2 separate regions of the Mus musculus genome follow, and region 1 is linked to region 2. A link is a contact called in ENCODE POLR2A ChIA-PET data. All regions are on one chromosome and are shown on one strand. Each heading gives the region's core, a stretch centred on a gene start or an enhancer-like site at or near the end of the contact. The rest is flanking DNA. Distances are from core to core; before and after follow the strand shown. Region 1 overlaps Rps6ka1 (ribosomal protein S6 kinase polypeptide 1). Region 2 holds the start of Pigv (phosphatidylinositol glycan anchor biosynthesis, class V).

What was found. ChIA-PET counts read pairs that join two places held with the same protein, here RNA polymerase II (POLR2A).
Region 1: POLR2A ChIA-PET joins it to region 2 with 10 read pairs in Patski. The contact joins the enhancer-like site here to the promoter of Pigv in region 2. POLR2A ChIA-PET finds 5 or more read pairs at or near these places in 4 of 5 experiments (Patski and embryonic stem cell).

Annotation. Positions count from the first base shown.
Region 1 is chr4:133,861,622-133,866,302 of GRCm38, forward strand. Rps6ka1 (ribosomal protein S6 kinase polypeptide 1) reads right to left here. Exons shown (of 22, transcript NM_009097.5): 9 at 4,142-4,284; 10 at 3,740-3,810; 11 at 3,404-3,492; 12 at 2,385-2,449; 13 at 2,027-2,129. Among named protein-coding and RNA genes, the nearest start is that of Gm12977, 8.0 kb to the right of the region's middle. Within about 2 kb of position 3,135, at least 1 of the 3 ENCODE cell types and tissues checked has a DNase peak (open chromatin) inside an H3K27ac peak, as active enhancers do.
Region 2 is chr4:133,670,518-133,675,364 of GRCm38, forward strand. It overlaps Pigv (phosphatidylinositol glycan anchor biosynthesis, class V), which reads right to left and starts at 2,130. Exons shown (of 4, transcript NM_178698.5): 1 at 1,802-2,130.

The sequences.
Region 1 (4,681 bases), core at 1,885-4,384, 190 kb after region 2:
GTGGCCTGCTTCAGCAGGCAGCCCTGGAGGGAGCATGTTGAAGGCTCATCTATCCCAGGCCTTGGCCTGTCTGTTAACATGTGTGGCTCAGTGGTATAGCACCTGCCTACATCCTACAATGTAGGTTCGATTTCCAGCATCACGAAAAAAACACAAACACATTCAGTGTTAGATCTCCATGAAACATGGGACAAGTCTTAGACCCGTGGCTCCTCCCAGGGCTCTCCACCCAGCCCTCAGCCTAAACCTCTCCCTCCCAGTACTGGGCTTCCTCTTCTCTTTCCTCAGCCTGATAAATAACTCAACTATTTTGGCTACTCTGGTCTCTTGACCCAGGCCACCCCTCTTGGTCACCGGCCCCTCTCTTGTTTCCCCCCCTACCGTGGTCCAGTTTAGTCTGCCGGCCATGTTCCATCAGAACTCTTCCCTCTGCCTGCCTTCTCCCCTGTATCTACAATAAAAACCCCCTCTGTGCTTTGGGAGGAGCCATGGTCTCCTCTGACTTCATTTTTCATCCACATACTAAATGAATGTGTAGCTGTGCATGACGGCACGTGCCTGCAATCTCAGCCCTCAGCAGGCAGAGTCAGGATTGCTCCAGATGGAGGCCAGACTGGGTTACACAGAGAGTTCTAAGCCAGCCTGAGCCACAGAAAGAAATCCTGTCTTAAAAACTCCAAATAATCAATTAACAAACACAATATAAGCAAACCAACACGTGCTTAGACTGGTCCAGACCTGTCACGTGAAGACTGTAAGAGCCCCACACCCAGCCTCCTGCTCAGGCCAGGCCCAGGATACCTCTTCCCACCCTCCCCACCTCAGGTCCATCCCCTTCTTAGGCCTATTCTCAGCACAGCTAGAGGGACAGTTCCAACCAAGAAGTCTGGGGCCACCTGTGTTCTACACTCATCAAGGGACTGCTCACCCCACCCCCACCCCCAAGTCTGGCAAGTGAGATCCACGTGGCCTCAGCCTCGTTCCTCCCCTTTGGGAACTCAGTCCCGATGAACTCCACACACTCAAGAGTGTCTCGGTGTCGCTACACACGCCGTTCTCCTGGATTAGATAAGCCACTCCTTGTCCATCATTCAAGTCTTAGCTACCTTCCTTTCCCTGAGAAGGCTACCTGATGATGTCGCTCCTCTGACCCTCTATAATCCTTCCCACTGACACCTGAGCTACATGGTTCTGTCTGGTTCACAATCCACCATTCTCACTACGGCTGGCATAGAGCGGGGACCTGGTATGGACTTGGCAGATAAATAAGGGGAAGACAAGACAGCTGTGAAGTGATGCGCTTCCAGTCAACAATGGTGTGCAAGTTACACAGAGGGAACGATCACCCTCTAAGAAGACACCTCAGGGGCTGGTGAGATGGCTCAGTGGGTAAGAGCACCCGACTGCTCTTCCGAAGGTCCGGAGTTCAAATCCCAGCAACCACATGGTGGCTCACAACCATTCGTAATGAGATCTGACTCCCTCTTCTGGAGTGCCTGAAGACAGCTACAATGTACTTACATAAAATAAGTAAATAAATTAAAAAAAAAAAAAAAAGACACCTCAGAACTAACACACACCTCCCCACCCACTGGCAGTATCTGGCTGGACGTCAGGTTTCCCAGCTCATCCAGCCTGTGGGCACCGTCTCCTCTGCTCTGCCGAGGCCTCTCCATCACAGGTCTGCCCGGTCAGATTCCTCATGTCTGATGCAAGTGCAGGCCTTGTGTGTTTAGTGGTCCCAGTGGGCTGGAAGATGCCTGGGGCAGGGGGTCCTGACTTTCCTGTTGTGGCCTAAACCACCCCCACACTTCAGTCCCTCACCGAGAAACAAAGCAGCCCACAGAAGCCCATGGAAGTAGTCGGGTCGCATGAAGTCAGGATGGAGCATGAAGCCCACGGGGCCAGATACTGCCTATCTACCCACACACCTGGGCTTCCAGAATCCTCGATCACCTCTGTAGCCCAGGGTTCCCCAAAGATCTGCTACCCAGCCCAAGACAGACAAGTCAGGTCAGGAACGTACCCCTGGGTGTGCGTGACGTGAACTCGGTATCAAAGTAGAAGGTGTCGTCGGGCTGGGCCACAGCCGGCTTGAAAGGGGGCTTGATCTCACGCCGGTAGAGCTTCTGTAAGGTGGGGTATATGCTCTGGTCACCATGGTGACCCCACAGCCTGCTAGCAGCCCCGACAGGAAGAGTAGAAGCTATGCTGCTCAGTGGATAACAGCAAGGGAGAGCAGCCTTCAAGGGCGTGAAGTCACCCCTCCAAGGGCATGTTAAGGGCTGCTCACCTTCTACCTCCCACAGCTGAGGCCACGGTTGGCAGGGGCCCCTCCCCCACCCTTCCTGCGTCCATCACAGGGCACAGGCACGGGCACTCACATTCCAGTCAATGGTGGAGTAGAAGATATGTCTCTTAATTTCCTCTGCCCCATCAGGGCCCGAGCCTGAAAGAAGCCAAATGAAGCCAACCTCAGACACCCATTCTGTCTTCCAGGCTCTGGACCAGCTGCTACCGTGGAGGGCAGCAGGGGTTCACCATGTCCTGCGTCAGTACCCACTACCCTGAAGCCTGGAGCCCGCTCAGTATTTCCTATGTTACGGAGCTTCTGCTGGTGTACTGAGGAAGGAGGGGCCAGGCAGGACGGGAAGCCTGTCCAAGCATTAATCCTGACAGAAGCTGGACTGACTTCTTTTGAGATCTAACAAGGGCCTTCATCCACTCCCGCCACAGGCCCCCCTCCTCTCTGCCCTTCTTTTCCTACTGCCTCTCGTCTTTATCCCTGAGACAAACGCTCATTCGATTCAACCCAGGGACCTGGACTGGACCTTAGCTGGTTGTGATCCAGATAAAGCCAGCATCCAAAAACCTCGGCAAATACTGTATACTTCACTGAACAACAGGAATGTCCTTCTCTCATCAAAGATCCCCGGGAGCCAGGGCAGAATCAGTGTCTCCACTGACACAGGAACCTGGGGCTCGGAAAGGTGGGGTCCCCTGCCATAGCGCAGGCTCATAAACCGTATTCAATCCCTCAGCAAATGTTTACAGTACTGCTGGGTGCCGGGCAGCGGGGACAGACACAGCTAGGCCTGAGACCTTTCTCGCTCCTAAGCTCCTGCGCCTTCCCTTGAGCCAGCAACCTTGGCAGAGAAGCTGTGTGGGGGCCTGTGTCCTTGTCCCTGAGGGGGTATGAATGACTCAGTTCCTGCCTTCCCCCCACACAGGTCACCCTCCCAGCACCATACATGGAACCAGAAAATAGGGTGGCCAGCAGCATTGTCTGCTCACACAAAGGACAACAGCTCCTTTCAGTCCTAGATGTGGCCCCGTGGCCTAGGCTGCAGCTGTACCCTGATCCTCACCGCCATGTCCCCTCCTCTGAGCTGGGGTTGCTTACCAAGCCGATTGGCAGGATTCCTCTTGAACAGGGCCCGCAGGAGGCTCTGGGCTTCCGTGCTCAGAAACTGGGGCATGCCTAGCTTCGCCCTGGAACAGCCACAGGTCTCATCAGGGCTGAGCCCCACCCAGGAGTCCCAGAGCCCCTTCCCTTTCTCTTTTCCAGCTCAGTCCAGAGAAGCCAGCCACTAACTCACCTCCCAGAGACATTAAGAACACTTCCCACTGGCCCTGGCAGACAGCAAGGGTCTGCAGACAGGGAAAAAGCAATTCACTGGCCCTGCAACTGGGGTGGGATTAGGGAGAACTTGGAGGGCCAGGCAGTGTTGGTGCTTACTTCAAAATCAAGGTCATGGTCTCCTTCCGGTCCTTCCCCTGGAAGGGCAGGGAGCCCGTCAGCATCTCAAACTTCGGGGGGAAAAGGAAACATATAGGTGTGGCCTTGTTCTCTGTCTCCCACACATCCCTCCCCCTCCTTCCCGGGCTACCCTGCTGCAGTCCGGGGATTCTTGCTGGCCTGTTAAGACTTTACAGTCTAAGTCTAGCTGCAGCAAGGCCTGTGCCTGCCTCTGCCCCCCTCCCAACCTAGAACCCAGGAGCAGCACTAAAGCCAGAGGAAGGAAGCAGAGGAGAGTTCCCAAGTTAGGTGAGGGGTGGTACTTCAGGCAGGTGGACTAAAGCCCGCGGCTCTTCGAGGGAAACAAAGTACAACAGTGTGCAGCAGAGCCCGGACACTCACCATCAGCACCCCATAGGACCACCAGTCTGCACTGTGGGTGTGACCCTGGCGGTTGACAACCTCGGGCGCCATGTACTCCACTGTCCCGCAGAAGGAGTAAGCCTTCTTCTCATGGTCTATGGCCTCCTTGCTCAGGCCAAAGTCTGCAGCATGGAGGGCAGAGAAGTCACTTCTAGGATCCCTGCCACGCCCACGGCTACCACACTTAGCTCCTCTGACCGGAGCCAGGTATCACCAAGGTTGTCAGTGAGAGCTCAGTCTGCTCTGAGACCTAGGGAGCCTCGAGAGATGGCTCAGCAGTTAAGAATATTGGCTGTTCTTCCAGACAACCCAGGTTCCATTCCCAGCTCCCACACGATGGTTAACAACCAGGTGCAGGCAACTCTAGCCTCTTTGGGCAACACATGCATGAGGTACAGATACAAATATAGGCAAAACTCCCATACACACACAAAAAATAACTAAGTAACAAGGCCTAGGTTTTTGGCATGTATGTAACTGGCATCGTCTCCCAGGAAACACAGCCATCAGCTGAGACCT
Region 2 (4,847 bases), core at 880-3,379:
ACTGCTAAAACAAACTCGGGGAAGACAGAGTCTACCACTCGGGACGGGGTAAACAGCCATTTCCCATCTCCGCGGGAGTGGCGGCAAACTCATACAAAAACCCAGTGCCATTCTGAGGCACAGAATGCACATCAAGGCATTTCTTTAAAAACACAATTTAATAGCAGTCACAGCTCTTACTGTGTTTAAGCAAGGAGAGGAAGAGCCCCGTCTTTCTTCTCTCACGTGGCTAACACCCTCTAAACTTTTAGGCTACACTTGCTTTCTGGAATTTTCTGATCCCACCAGACAGCCCTATATTCTCACTGCCTCATGCTCTGCCATCTTTATCTTCCTATCTGTTCCTTATGAGGACGGGGGCTTTGTCTCCTAACTCTATTATATCCCAGGACCCAGCATGTAAACAGACATCTGTTCTCCCAAGTGCACGAAGTAGCAAGGACAGGATAGAGAATCGTCAAGTTTTCTGACGCTAGAACTAAGATCACTGGTCCAAGCATTTCTCCCATCGTGTTTCTGGTTAGAAAGCAAGATGGCCCAGCGGGCAAAGGCACTTGCCACTACAGTGACCCATAGGCTGAAGATGAGAAGACACTCCCACAAAGTTGTTCTCTGTCCTCACTTAGGTGTGCCAAGGCGCACCTGTAGCTCCACACATATATACATAAACATATGCACATAAAATAGAATTAAAAAAAAAAAAAGCAAATGACAAAGTCACAGAAAGCATGGGAGAAAAGAAAAAATTCTCCGCCAAGGGAACAAGACTGGTTAATAGCGGTAGTACCCCATCCTCGGCACGAGGGGGCGCCTGCTGCTTACTTCATCACCAGGAGACCGGGAGAAAAGGAGGCCCCCTCACCTCCCAACTCCATGTCGGTTTATTTAGGACAATTCAGTTTAAAGTTAAGCCGCAGGAAACAGCATTTTCTGACTACCCACGATATCTCCAACACTGGATTCACTAAACCCAAATAAATGACAGAAACATGGACACCCAACTCAAACTCAATCAATCTCTCCCTCCCTCCCTCTCTTTTCCCTGGCCTCCAATCCGCACGCACAAAGGAGGCAGAGAGAGGAAAAGTACTGAATCCACCTCTGCATCTTGATTCTCAGTCCTTCCCTCTTTCAAACTCTGGCATCAGTGGCCACAGGAGATGCAACCCACACTCAAGTTAAACAAAGTAAAATCAAGACAGTCAATTATCTCTCTAGCTATTTTGCCAACACCCCTTTGAAAGAAGCCCCTTGCCAAATCAGACTCTTAACTGGCCGGATGCTTAGAACCAACCAGTTTCATTTTTCTTTAATTTACCCGTGAAATAGGCTCCAGAGATCTCATTAGACACCAGTAAGACTGTGTAATTACCATCGCCATTTTATGGATGTGAAAACTGAGGCTCACTGGAGCCAAGTGACACGCCCACCACTTAAAGCTCCTCACGCACTGCTTTCTAAAACCTATGTCCACAGTCAGGAGAGCTTTTTGCCATAAACAAAGGGTATGCATTCCTTGTCCAGCCAGGACATCCAAGGCTTAGCCCAGAACTTTCTCCAACTGTAGCACATGTTGTTGCTGGAAGCTTATGGTGATGGGCCCTAACTGGGAAAGATCTGTTGAACTGGAGTCCTGGATTTTCTGCGGAAGGCTAATACTCTCAAATGGGTGCTGCGTTATGACCCAGAGGCAACGTGGAGCGAGCCGCCTCCTTCTGCTAAGCCCTGCCATACTGGGAGCCCGTTCCAGCCTGCTCTTTTCGGACACAGTTCCTACCCAGGACGGGACAGTGACCCTCACCCCAAGGGAGCCACGGCCCAGGGCTTCGTCCCGGGGGAATCGCGGGGCCGGGCCAGGCAACGGGGCCGGAAGCAGACGAGGGCCGGAGGCTGCAAAGGAAGAGGCGGCGCCGGAGGCTGCTATGGCGGAGGGGCGGGGCTCCTCGCTTCTCTACAGCCTCCGCCTAATTTCTCTCGGCCTGCGTTTGACAGCTTCCCTCCCCGGAGGACTCCAGAGTTGCAGAGCTGGCGCCGGATCCTCCGCGCCCGCGCGTCCAGACCACCCCCGCGGAGCTCCAACTTCAGCGCCTCCATCCGGGTCCCGTCCGTGCCGCGCCTGCGCGCCGGCTCGGCCGACGGCGGCCCCGCCCCGCTCCTGCCCGGACTCGGAGCGCCCCGCCCCCCTCCTCGGCGGCCATGTTGACCCCAGCTAGGGCGGGGGCCGAGGCGGCGGCGGTGAGTCGCACCTTCCCGGCGTGGTGACACCTGAGGAGTAGGCCTCTTGACTCGCCAGCAGTTTGTGCGCGGGCGCTGCGCTCCCGGGTCGGGGCTCTCACCCCAGTCCCCTGCCGTGAGCAGCCTCTGACTTCCCGGTGTGAGCCGAGGCTGGACCCGGGCGCTGCCCCAGAGCCACGCGTTCTCTCGGTGTTCCGCCACCCCAGCTCAGCACAGGACCTGGCACACGATAGACAATATGAATAGGCAAAAGAAAGCCTTCTTGGGGTTTTTGTGGCAAGCAGCGGTACCCTGCAACTGGATGAGAAGAAAGTAGGGGAATTCCCCCTGCCTTTCCCCTCCTGGCAATGAAGGACCTCTGCCCTGCGACAGTCCTCTGTCCCACCTCAGATGACTGTATGGGACGAGGAAGGAAACCTCAGAGAACACCCCCGAGGATTCTCCCTCAAGCAGTTTCTGTCGCAGGAACTGGCGCCAAAAAAAAGAAAAAGAAAAAAAAAAAAAAAAAAAAAAAGGAAGCTAATTGAACAAAACCGCCTGTTGGGGAGGAGCGGCCAGTTGGTACCCCTGTAACTAACGGAAACTGTTAGAACAACTTTGCACCCGCCTTAGAGGAAACAGATAGTAAATCCTTCTCCGTTGGTAGATTTCTCGTTTCTCAGGATTCCAAAGCCTTGTGTGGTTTCAGTTATCTGTCCTCTCAAACGTAGCTTGGGTCTAGGTTAACCTCTGGCCACAGCCCTGGCTGAGGGAGGGGTTTATCTTCTGCAACAGCCACAAATGTGGGTGGGAACAAAGAGATGGGTCTCTATCTCTCCAAGCAAAAAAAAAAAACAAAAAAAACAAAAAAAACTAGCCTTCATCAGTTCGGTGGGGGCCAGAAGCTGTGTCTGTCTATCATCTCAGGCCCTGGGATGTCAACTGCCCCTTGGATGTTTGCGTGTAAGGTGGATAATGTATAATTTAATGACTGGTAAAGAGAAAACAGGAGTTTCCAAAGTCATTTTTCCTCCCCCCCCCGCCCCCCGAAAGCATTTGTTGCCAGTCCTGTGAGTGAAATGTCAGTGCCTCTCTAGGCACACTTGTGACTAGGGCCCGAGGTTGTGACTTGACTTTCTTACAGTCTTCGCAGCACCCTGACCTTAAAGAAACCATCCTTGCTTCGTGAATTCACAGGGGAAAATGGCATGCAAGCTCGAGGTTCTGTCTGTCCAATAAAGAATCCCTGCAGAATCTGCTTGTAAAAAAGGCAGGGGTCCTTTTGTGAGAAGTGAGAGTGTTTGTTGAAACACCCTTCCTTAGGAGGTAGAACTTTGACTAGATCTTCAGTCGCACTTGGCTGCAATCTCTCCTTCCTTCCCTTCCCTTCCCAGCCGCCCAACCCCCTTCTCTTCTGCTGTTTCCCGTTTCATTTTCTGGCTTCTTCTCCTACAGAAGAAAAAAAAAAAAAAAAAAAAGGAAACTGAATCTTGTGCTCTCAAAGCCCTGACACTCTGGCTTTTTGGACTGGAAGGTGGCAGGATGGGATGGGAGGGGTGTGTAGGGCTCCAAGGCTGTGAGAGGTGAGAGAGACAGTGCTAAGCAGTTTGCCTTTAGAGTCTACAGTTAAAAAACGGAGCCTGCTGAGCCACCAGGAAGGCAAGGAAGACAGCCAGCCATGTCCCCGGGCTCCTGAAAGTACATCTTCCACCTGGCATTAGGAAGGAAATACCCTACACCATCAGGCGAGGTTCACCAACAGAACCCTAAGCTGATTTGTGCAAGCAATGCGCGTTCTAGAAACCTAACATTCAAGACGATGACACCATTTTTGTCCTTGAAATTTGCCTGCCTCTGCATTTGCTGATCTTCTTGCCCGAAACATTATCACAGCAGGCTACCCTTTGGCTTCAGGGACAAACTCTATCCACCCACCGGCATCCACCACCCTGGTCTGTCTGTGCCTTGCATGTTGTCACCATCTGCTTCATCCTGCCCATGACATTTGTTTTCCTCTTTTGGAAAATTAGCCCCTGTATATAATGGAAGACCAGGGCAATCTTTCACCTAAGTGTTAGAGCACTTGCCAGTCTGGACAGGGAGTATGAGACAGACCATTTGTCCTAGACTGCTGTATAAATTAGTTTCACTTGATTTTTAACTTGATGCCATATTTTACAGACAAGGGAATTAAGGCTCGCTAAAGAGAAGTGCCTTGCCTAAGGTCACAAATGTCTTGAAGTCAGGTCCCAGCTTTCCAAGTTGGCTCAATTAATATATTATTAAGAAGAGTAGCTGGGCAGTGGTGGTGCACACCTTTAATCTCAGTACTTGTGAGGCATAGGCAGGCGAATTTCTGAGTTCGAGGCCAGCTTGGTCTACAAAGTGAGATCCAGGACAGCGAGGGCTATACAGAGAAACCCTGTCTTGAAAAACCAAAACCAACCCAAATCAAAACCAAAACCAAAACAACAAAAAAAGAAGAGTCTTACTGTGTACCTTAAACTGGCCTGGAACTCAGAGATCTGCCTGCCTCTGCCTACTGGGTGCTGGGATTGAAGACTTGAGCCACCACTGCCTGGCCACCCTCGGGTTCCTTACCATCTACAGTGAGCGGGTTTAGTCTAAGGCTC